Regions from separate parts of the Homo sapiens genome. Here all the other regions are linked to region 2. Evidence: chromatin contacts called from ENCODE Hi-C or POLR2A ChIA-PET data. All regions are on one chromosome and are shown on one strand. Each heading gives the region's core, a stretch centred on a gene start or an enhancer-like site at or near the end of the contact. The rest is flanking DNA. Distances are from core to core; before and after follow the strand shown.

Region 1 (2,700 bases), core at 37-2,536, 180 kb before region 2:
GGCCTCAAGCGATCCGCCCACCTCAGCCTCCCAAAGTGCTGGGATTACATGCCTGAGCCACCTCACCTAGCCAGACCTGGGTTTTTAAATTATTAGTAGTAATTGGCTATACAAAAGAGCTGACGAAGTTGGCTGTGAAAGTTTAATGTGATGACTCCGATACACACCGATATAGTATGTATCGGAGTTCCGGATACTAAACAGGGGCTCAATCGGCATCTTCCATGAACATTTTAGACACGGGGTCTCTCTCCGTAGCCCAGGCTGGAGTGCCGTGGCACGATCATAGCTCACTGCAGCCTCCAACTCCTGGGTCCCAGCAATCCTCCCACCACAGCCTCCCAAGTAAGGATGTGCACTTTAAAAAGACCACTCTGCTACTTGGAAGTGAGAAAAATAAAATCACACAGTGCAAATGATGAACGGACTGGGGAATGAACAAGAGCAGAAGCAGGGAAATTAGAGGGAGGCTGGTACATAGTTTGCAAAGGACTCTCCTGACAGCCGCCGGGGCAGCAAGAGAAAATGCCTACCAAGCTCGCGGCGCAGGGGCCGGTTACTGGGGGAAAGGGAGGGGTATCCCTCTGGATGACACCAGGCTTGCTCCCTTGACAGATGGACTAACCCAGAAACTCACCCAACTTCAACGCCTGAATACGCAGAGCGCTCAGCCTGGCGGGCTGACACCACTCCAGGGCTACTCGCTATTATCAAGAGGAAGCCTGGAAACGCAGGCGGGGCCACTGCCCAGGAAGAGGGGAGGGCGGGCCCCGGGCTGGGCCGGGCGCGGGCACCGACGCCAGGCAGCTCCAGTCCGGGCCGGAAGCCGGAATCCCCTCCCAGGCGGCGCGCGGCAGCAGCCGCAGCAGGTGGGCGGGCCCGCGAGCCGGGAGGACCGCTGATTGGCCGCGGCCGGCGCGCCCTCTGACCTCACGCCGACGCCAGCGGCGCCCTCCTCCCGCCTTCTCCCGCACCCCCCTCCCCCAGCGCCGGCCGGTCGGCTCCCACCTGACCCGCCAGTCCCACGCTCCTCAGGGCCTGGATCCGCGACCCCCGCCAGCCCCCTAAGCTCCGGCCCCTCACCATTTCCGCACTTTCTCGATGGCCGCCATCACCTTCTTGATGTCGTCCTTGGCCCGGCTGCGGGTCTCCGCCCGGACCGACCGGCCCGACATGGCGGCGGCGGGAGCGGCGGGGGCCGGGGCACTGCTCCCAAGACACCGGGGATCGCGCGCCTCACGCGCCGCCGCCCGCCCGCCGCCGCCGCAGCGTCACAGCGGCCGTCGCCCCCTCCGTGCGCGCGTGCGCGAGAAAGCGCGCGCACCCGCCCGCCCCTTGGGGCTCACGGCCTCAGCGCGCCTGCGCGCCCCGCCCGGGGCGTCCCTCCTGAGTGCCCCGGGAGTCCCCTGAGCCCCCTACCCGGGCCGGGGTGCGAGGCGGGTTGGGCGCACGTGCTTGTGGTCAGGGCGAGGTGCGAGGTGCCGCCGGTGGGCAACCTGGTTCTCTTCCCTGAGAGTTTGGAGGTCGGCTCCCTGCTCTGGCCAGCGTGTTAGGAACCTGACCCTGTGGAACCGCACTCCTGCGCCATCTCTGTCCTCCCGCCTCTCCTGCCCAGCACCTTTGCCCTCTGGCTCCTACGCTGTGCTCCAACCACGCCTTTCTTAAGGATGGCTTCCGGTCTTTGCACACACCTGTTCCTCACCTGGAATCCCCTCCTCTCTTTACCAGATGAACTGCTTTCCCAGCATTCAGACCACATTCTTGCCTTTTCTCGAGTATCTAGTAGTCCCAAGTATTTGGGAGGCTGAAGCGGGAGGATCACTTGACCCCAGGAATTTGAGGCTGCCGTCAGCTATGATATGATCGCACCTGTGAATAGCCACTGCACTCCAGCCTGGGCAACATATGGAGACCCCATGTCTAAACGAGACCCCGTCTCTAAAGTAAATAAATAAAAAGATGTCTATTTTGTGCAAGACTCTGTACCTAAAGCTGAAGACATACGTGGTTTTGGTTTCAAAGAGCTTCCAGTTTGTTTATTTATTGAGACGGAGTCTCGCTCTGTGACTCAGGCTGGAGTGCAGTGGTGTGATCTCCGCTCACTGCAACCTCCGCCTCCCGGGTTCAAGCGGTTCTTCTGCCTCAGCCTCCTGAGTAGCTGGGATTACAGGCGGGTGCCACCACGCCCAGCTAATTTTTGTAATTTTAGTAGAGACGGGGTTTTATCATGTTGGTCAGGCTGGTCTGGAACTCCTGACCTCGTGATCTGCCCGCCTTGGCCTCTCAAAGTGCTGGGATTACAGGCGTGAGCCACCACGCCTGGCCTTTTTTTTTTTGAGACGGAGTCTCGCTCTTTTGCCCAGGCTGGAGTACAGTGGTGTGATCTCGGCTCACTACAATCTCCGCCTCCCGGGTTCAAGCAATTTTCTGTCTCAGCCTTCCGAGTAGCTGGGATTATAGTCGTCCGCCATCACACCCAGCTAATTTTTTTATTTTTAGTGGAGATGGGGTTTCACCATGTTGGTCAGGCTGGTCTTGAACTCCTGACCTCGTGATCCACCTGCCTCGGCCTCCCAAAGTACTGGGATTACAGGCGTGAGCCACCGCACCCGGCCCAGTTTATTTATTCATGTGGAGAGGGGATCTCACTATGTTGTCCAGGCTGGTCTTGAACTCCTGGTCTCAAGGGATCCTCACAAA
Region 2 (2,700 bases), core at 192-2,691:
CTACAGCAATGAGACGTTCCACCAGCTCTGGCTGTGGGAGAGAACCGAACTGGGACCAGTCTTAGGCAGACATAGGGAGTCTCAGGCATGGCTCCTGGAGCCTGAACTTGGTCATCCAACGATCATGTGAGTCCCAGGTTGCCTGCAGGGCCCTCAGGGTATATACTGAATGGGAGGAGGCCCCAGACATGGGCGGCTCACCCTCTGTAGTGCCAGCAGCATGGCTGTCTTTCCTCCCATGCTGTGGCCAACGACGACGCAGGGCACCAGGCCCAGCTGGGGCAGAAGGTCCTGCAGGTCCTGGCTCATGATCTCGTAGCTCATGTCTGGGCTGTGGGGGCTGTCACCGTGGTTACGAGCATCCACCGTCAGCACCTGGGGAGTGGGGTGAGACGGGGCTGCGTTGATATCCCCATTCTGGGGGTAGACAGCCAAAGGCTTGTAGGGACAGCAGGTCAAAGGTGTGGAGAGCCTGGGGATACACCCTGTGGAGGGGAAGGGCCCAGTTTCCAGACCTAGGAGGCCCAGATGAAGAACCTGGGGCCACTCTGCCAGAGAAGAGCAGGCCCCAGGGTTGTGACCACGTCTCTGAAGGGCTGGCCTGGCTGGGTGGCAATCTCGGAGAATGCCAGGAAGGAGACTCCAGGAATTTCCAACAGTAGGAGCACAGAAGAATGGGCTGCCATAAGAGGTGGTGAGCTCCCGGTCATCCCTAGTGAACAAGCAGGCCCCTTCATGGAAAGGGTGCAGGCGCCTAGGCATGGGCCAGCCCCGATGGAGATCTACAACATGAATTAATGAAGATGGCAACGTGAGGGAATAAATGGGGTTGCCGTTCAGGGTCCATACTCAGAGTGAGGGATCTGGAAGTGAGCGTGAGAAGCGGGACCCCCCCTGCCCCGCCTCCTCTCAGGCCCCGCCCACTCCCGCCCAGCCCCAAAGGAGCCCCGCCCACTCGAAAGCTCACCCTACGGCCTGTCTGCTGGGCCAAGATCTTGGCGATGGAGTTGAAGTTAGTTTTGCTGCCGAAGAGCCCGTGCAAAAAGACGACGGCCGGGAGGGCTGCCTCCCCGTCCAGAAGCCTGTAGGAAAGCGGAAGCGGCCTGGCAGGGGAAGGATCGAGGTCAGAGTCTGAGCCGGCGGAGACGGGGAAAGGGGTAGGGGGAAAGAGCTTTGGGGGAGAGGCCTGGGAGGTGACAGGCCCAAAGGGAGGAGATGGGGCCGTCGGGGCCCGGCAGGAAAAGGAGGACAGAGGATGGCCTCCCGCCCGGTGCCCTTGACTGACCTCGGCTCGGCGCCCCCTCGGCCGCCGCTGCTGCTGCTGGGTGCGACAGGCACCCTCGCGAAGCTAGGGCCGTGGGGGCCGAGTCCCTCACGCGGGAGCCTCCAGGCTCGGGTCCAGCGGAGCATGCTTGCAAGCTGTTGGCCGGCTCGCATCTCACAAGGTACGTCCTCCCCGCGCTCCTTCTCCCGCCCTAGCTCGCAGCCCCGCCCATTTCCGTCTTCAGCCGCCCCGCCCAGTTCCGACTTGAGCCCCGCCCTCTCCCCGCCCCCATCGCGGGATTCTCCGCCCTTGGTCCCGTTTCCTTACGTATCCCCGAGAACAGTCCGGCCCCGCCTCCATCCCCGCCCCTTACGCCATTACGTAATCCCCGCAGGCTTTGCGCGGGTCGCCCTGAGCGCCGCACCTGGCCTCGCCCTAGGCTGGGCAACCCGCGGTGCTTGCCCCTCCCCTCGCGAAGCGCCGCGGTGCGTAGAATCTGGGAATTCGGTCTGCGCCGCTCTGTGCGTGCTCGGTTCTGGTTGCAGCTTAGGGCTCGGTTCCCGCCCCGCACCTGCCATCGCTCACTGACCTGGGTGGCTGCCATCGTTTCTGTGCCGCCGGCGGGGGCGAGCGGCGCCAGGGTGGCTCTGGGCGGCGGAGTGCCAGTGTGGTGGCGCCGTGCTCCACTGCCGGGGGCCCGGGCAGGTTGGGCGGAGCACGGACACCCACCCATCCTGGAGTCGTCGATCTAGAAGGAGCTCGGGGGCACTCTAGAGCTCTTCCCCAAGCCCCTTCGTCCCTTTTACGTTTGGGGAAGGCTCCCCCAGTCTGATCCCACCTGCTTTTCTGCCCATACTCCCCATTCTCATACTCCCCTATCAGGCACCCTGCCTTTCAAGGTCTTCTCCACACCCCACCTCCTGCTGGGGTGCTGTCTGTCTTCCAGATAGCCAGTTGCCCGAGTCCTATACTTTTTTTTGGTGGGGGTCTTACCCTCGCCCAGGCCGGAGTGCAGTGACGCGACCGTAGCTCACTGCAGCCTCGACCTCCTGGGCTCAAGCGATCCTCCCGCCTTTGCCTCCCGAGAATCTGGGACTACAGGCGCAGACTAATTTTAACATTTTTTTTTTTTTTTTTTTTTTTACTGAATCATGGTTACAATTTTTTTTTTTAGGCCGGGTGCGGTGGCTCACGCCTGTAATCCCGGCACTTTGGGAGGCTGAGGTGGGCAGATCACCTGAGGCCAGGAGTTGGAGACCACCCTGGCCAATATGGTGGAACCCCGTCTTTACTAAAAATACAAAAATTAGCTGGGCGTGGTGGCGGGTGCCTGTAATCCCAGCTACTCGGGAGGCTAAGGCAGGAGAGTCGCTTGAACTCAGGAGGCGGAGGTTGCAATGGGCGGAAATCATGCCACTGCACACCAGCCTACCGGA
Region 3 (2,700 bases), core at 99-2,598, 240 kb after region 2:
GGCGTGCGTGTGCAAATGTGTGTGCAAGTGTGTGTGCAGGCATGCGTGTGCAAGTGTGTGTAGGCATGTGTGTGCAGGTGTGCGTGTGCAGATTGTGTGTGCAGGTGTGCGTTTGCAAGCGTGTGTGTGCAGGCATGTGTGTGCAGGTGTGCGTGTGCAGATTGTGTGTGCAGGTGTGCGTTTGCAAGCGTGTGTGCAGGCATGTGCGTGCAGGTGTACATGTGGAGGCATGTGTGGTCAGGCATGCATGTGCAGGTGTGTGCGTGTGCAGGTGTGCGTGTGCATGAACATGACTGTAAACTGGGTGCCCTTTCCCCTTCAAGCCTGTGGGTCTCAGTCCAGAGTCCACAGACAGCGTTAGAGCCTTGCCTGTGACTCAGAGGCAGGCCTTTCTCAAGCCGCCGTGCCGCCGGGTCGGGGGGAGGTCTGGGCCATGTGGCTACATCTGGGAGTCCAAGTTCAGGGCCAAGGATGGGCAACCAGCCCGTGCTCCCCGGTACACACCCATGTCCAACATCGCTCTCAGATGGCCCACCTTTCAGAGGAAGGAGGACCGGAGTTTGCAGGTCTTGGGAGAGTCCATGAAACACTGATACATACATTTATGTTCTTCCAAATCTGTAACAAAGCACACGAAAGAGAGAGCCTGCATTTCACGCATCTTAAACCACAGCCATGGAGCCCGTGCAGCTCATTCCCATTTATCATCCTTCCTGTGCACTAGAAACGTTCTGCGTCTCCACCAAACCCCCCATCCCCACCCCGCCCCCCAACCTGGCTTCAACCAGACGCTCGTAAATCTGTTTCTCTTGTTCCACACGAGCTGCCTGGGAAAAGGCCCCATTTGCTGCGTCTGCTCCTCCTTCCAAATGCTCGACGCCTTTGAGATTTTATGATTTCGGGTTATTGACTTGGCCTCCTGGGTCCCCCGTGGTAGGCGGCTGTTTGGGAGAGCGGCTGGAGGCTTTGGGTGACCTCAGGTTCACCCCTTGCCTAAACAGCGTTGGGGAGATGGTGCAAAAGACCTGCTGCTGCTGGCGGGTCCCGGGGCCTCATGTGGGAGCTCCTTATGGGGGCACAAACCCTGACCTGGGGCTAGCCTTCTGTGTCCCAACTCAGGCCCTGCACCCCACCCATTCTGAGCTTCTGGGCTCATTTCTCCCCAACTTCCTGAATCTGTGTTGCCAAAACCTCAGCTTCTGCTTCCCTTCCCAGCCTTAGCTCCTCCTCCCACTAAGAGCTCCCAAGGGAAACAGCCATGCGGTTGATGCAGGGCAAGGTGTGCAAAGGTCGTTCACTCCACAGCCAGGCCCCAGCCTCATCTGCGTCATGCTGCATGCTGCCACCAAGTGGCGGGGCTGGTTATTAGCTGGTATGGCCTGGAAGGGTGGTGCAGGTGGTTAAATATGTTGATTGACATTCAGAATGAAGGAACACCTGCCTTTGCCTGGAGGAAGCCCAGTCAAGAGGCAGAAGCAGGCAGGCAATACTAGAGCATTCTAAGTCCAGTGTTCAGGGTCACCGTGGCGCACACCTGTAATCCCAGCTCCTTGGGAGGCCGAGACGGGTGGATTGCCTGAGCTCAGGAGTTTGAGACCAGCCTGGGCAACATGGTGAGACCCCGTTTCTACTAAAAATACAAAAAATTAGCTGGGCATGGTAGTGCTTGTAGTCCCAGCTACGCGGGAGGCTGAGGCAGGAGAATCGCTTGAACCCAGGAGGCGGAGGTTGCGGTGAGCCAGGATCATGCCACTGCACTCAAGCCTGGGCGACAGAGCAAGACTTTGCCTTCAAATTAAATAAATGAATAAATAAATAAATCCAGTGTTCAGTAGTGTTCAGCAGGACTTGGGGCTTGGAGGAACCATCAGCCCTATCCAAGGCTCTTGGGGTGGGAAGAGGGGACAGCTTCTAAGTTAACCCCTGAAGGACCTATAACAAACCCCAAAGGTTGTATAGCAGGCGTGTGGCTCACTTGTAGAAATCCCAGGACTTTGGGAGGCCGAGGCAGGCGGATCACCTGAGGTCGGGAGTTCAAGACCAGCCTGGCCAACATGGTAAAACCTCGTCTCTACTAAAAATACAAAAATTAGCCAGGTGTGGTAGTGACTGCCTATAATCCCAGCTACTCAGAAGGCTGAGACAGGAGGATCGCTTGAACCCAGTACACGGAGGTTGCAGTGAGCCAAGATACCGCGCCACTGCACTCAAGCCTGGGCAACAGAGTGAGACACTGTTTCCAAAAAAAAAAAAAGGTTGTAGTGACAGAAAAGATGGATGATGAGTGGTACTTCCAGACAGAACCAGCAGCATAAGGAAAGCCCTCAGGCGAAAGAGACGTTTGATATGTTTGGCAAATGGGTTTTAGTGTCCACAGAACAGGGAGATGAAAGCTGGAGACATGGACTTTGGCCAGTTGTCATCTACAAAGCTGGGCCAGAGGGGCTGAGGTTTGCCTGGGGACAACAGTGTAAGCAGGGGATGACAGGATTAGATTTGAGTTGTAGGCTGGGCGCGGTGGCTCAGCCTGTAATCCCAGCACTTTGGGAGGCCGAAGCAGGTGAATCACTTGAGGTCAGGAGTTCGAGACCAGCCTGTCCAACATGGTGAAAGCCTGTCTCTACTAAAAATACAAAAATTAGCTGGGCATGCTGGTTCATGCCCGTAATCCCAGCTACTTGGGAGGCTGAGGCATGATAA

The links. A loop is a pair of places that touch in the nucleus more often than their neighbours do. ChIA-PET counts read pairs that join two places held with the same protein, here RNA polymerase II (POLR2A). Pooled maps may share reads with other maps.
Region 1: a map of B cell shows a loop between it and region 2 (21-fold over the local background). The contact joins the promoter of BCL7B here to the promoter of ABHD11 in region 2. A Hi-C loop is called at or near these places in 7 of 168 maps with a recorded cell type or tissue (B cell, CD4-positive, alpha-beta T cell, CD4-positive, alpha-beta memory T cell and 3 more), 13 of 37 single-sample maps with no recorded cell type and 17 of 50 pooled maps. POLR2A ChIA-PET finds 5 or more read pairs at or near these places in 21 of 52 experiments (A673, B cell, BJ and 18 more).
Region 3: a loop to region 2 is called in a map of PC-9, with 2.5 times the contacts of the local background. The contact joins the enhancer-like site here to the promoter of ABHD11 in region 2. A Hi-C loop is called at or near these places in 1 of 168 maps with a recorded cell type or tissue (PC-9) and 1 of 50 pooled maps. POLR2A ChIA-PET finds 5 or more read pairs at or near these places in 5 of 52 experiments (HCT116, PC-9, WTC11 and 1 more).

Annotation. Positions count from the first base shown.
Region 1 is chr7:73,556,404-73,559,103 of GRCh38, forward strand. BCL7B (BAF chromatin remodeling complex subunit BCL7B) reads right to left here and starts at 1,287. Exons shown (of 6, transcript NM_001707.4): 1 at 1,084-1,287. The coding sequence starts at 1,175. RefSeq lists silencers at 623-1,072, 1,093-1,142, 1,163-1,272, 1,323-1,562.
Region 2 is chr7:73,737,361-73,740,060 of GRCh38, forward strand. ABHD11 (abhydrolase domain containing 11) reads right to left here and starts at 1,442. Exons shown (of 6, transcript NM_148912.4): 1 at 1,286-1,442; 2 at 968-1,103; 3 at 202-375; 4 at 1-31. The coding sequence starts at 1,410. RefSeq lists enhancers at 1,241-1,898, 1,899-2,555 and a silencer at 1,463-1,562.
Region 3 is chr7:73,977,968-73,980,667 of GRCh38, forward strand. No RefSeq gene overlaps it. Among named protein-coding and RNA genes, the nearest start is that of ELN, 49 kb to the right of the region's middle. RefSeq lists an enhancer at 1,152-1,446. Within about 2 kb of position 1,349, at least 5 of the 41 ENCODE cell types and tissues checked have a DNase peak (open chromatin) inside an H3K27ac peak, as active enhancers do.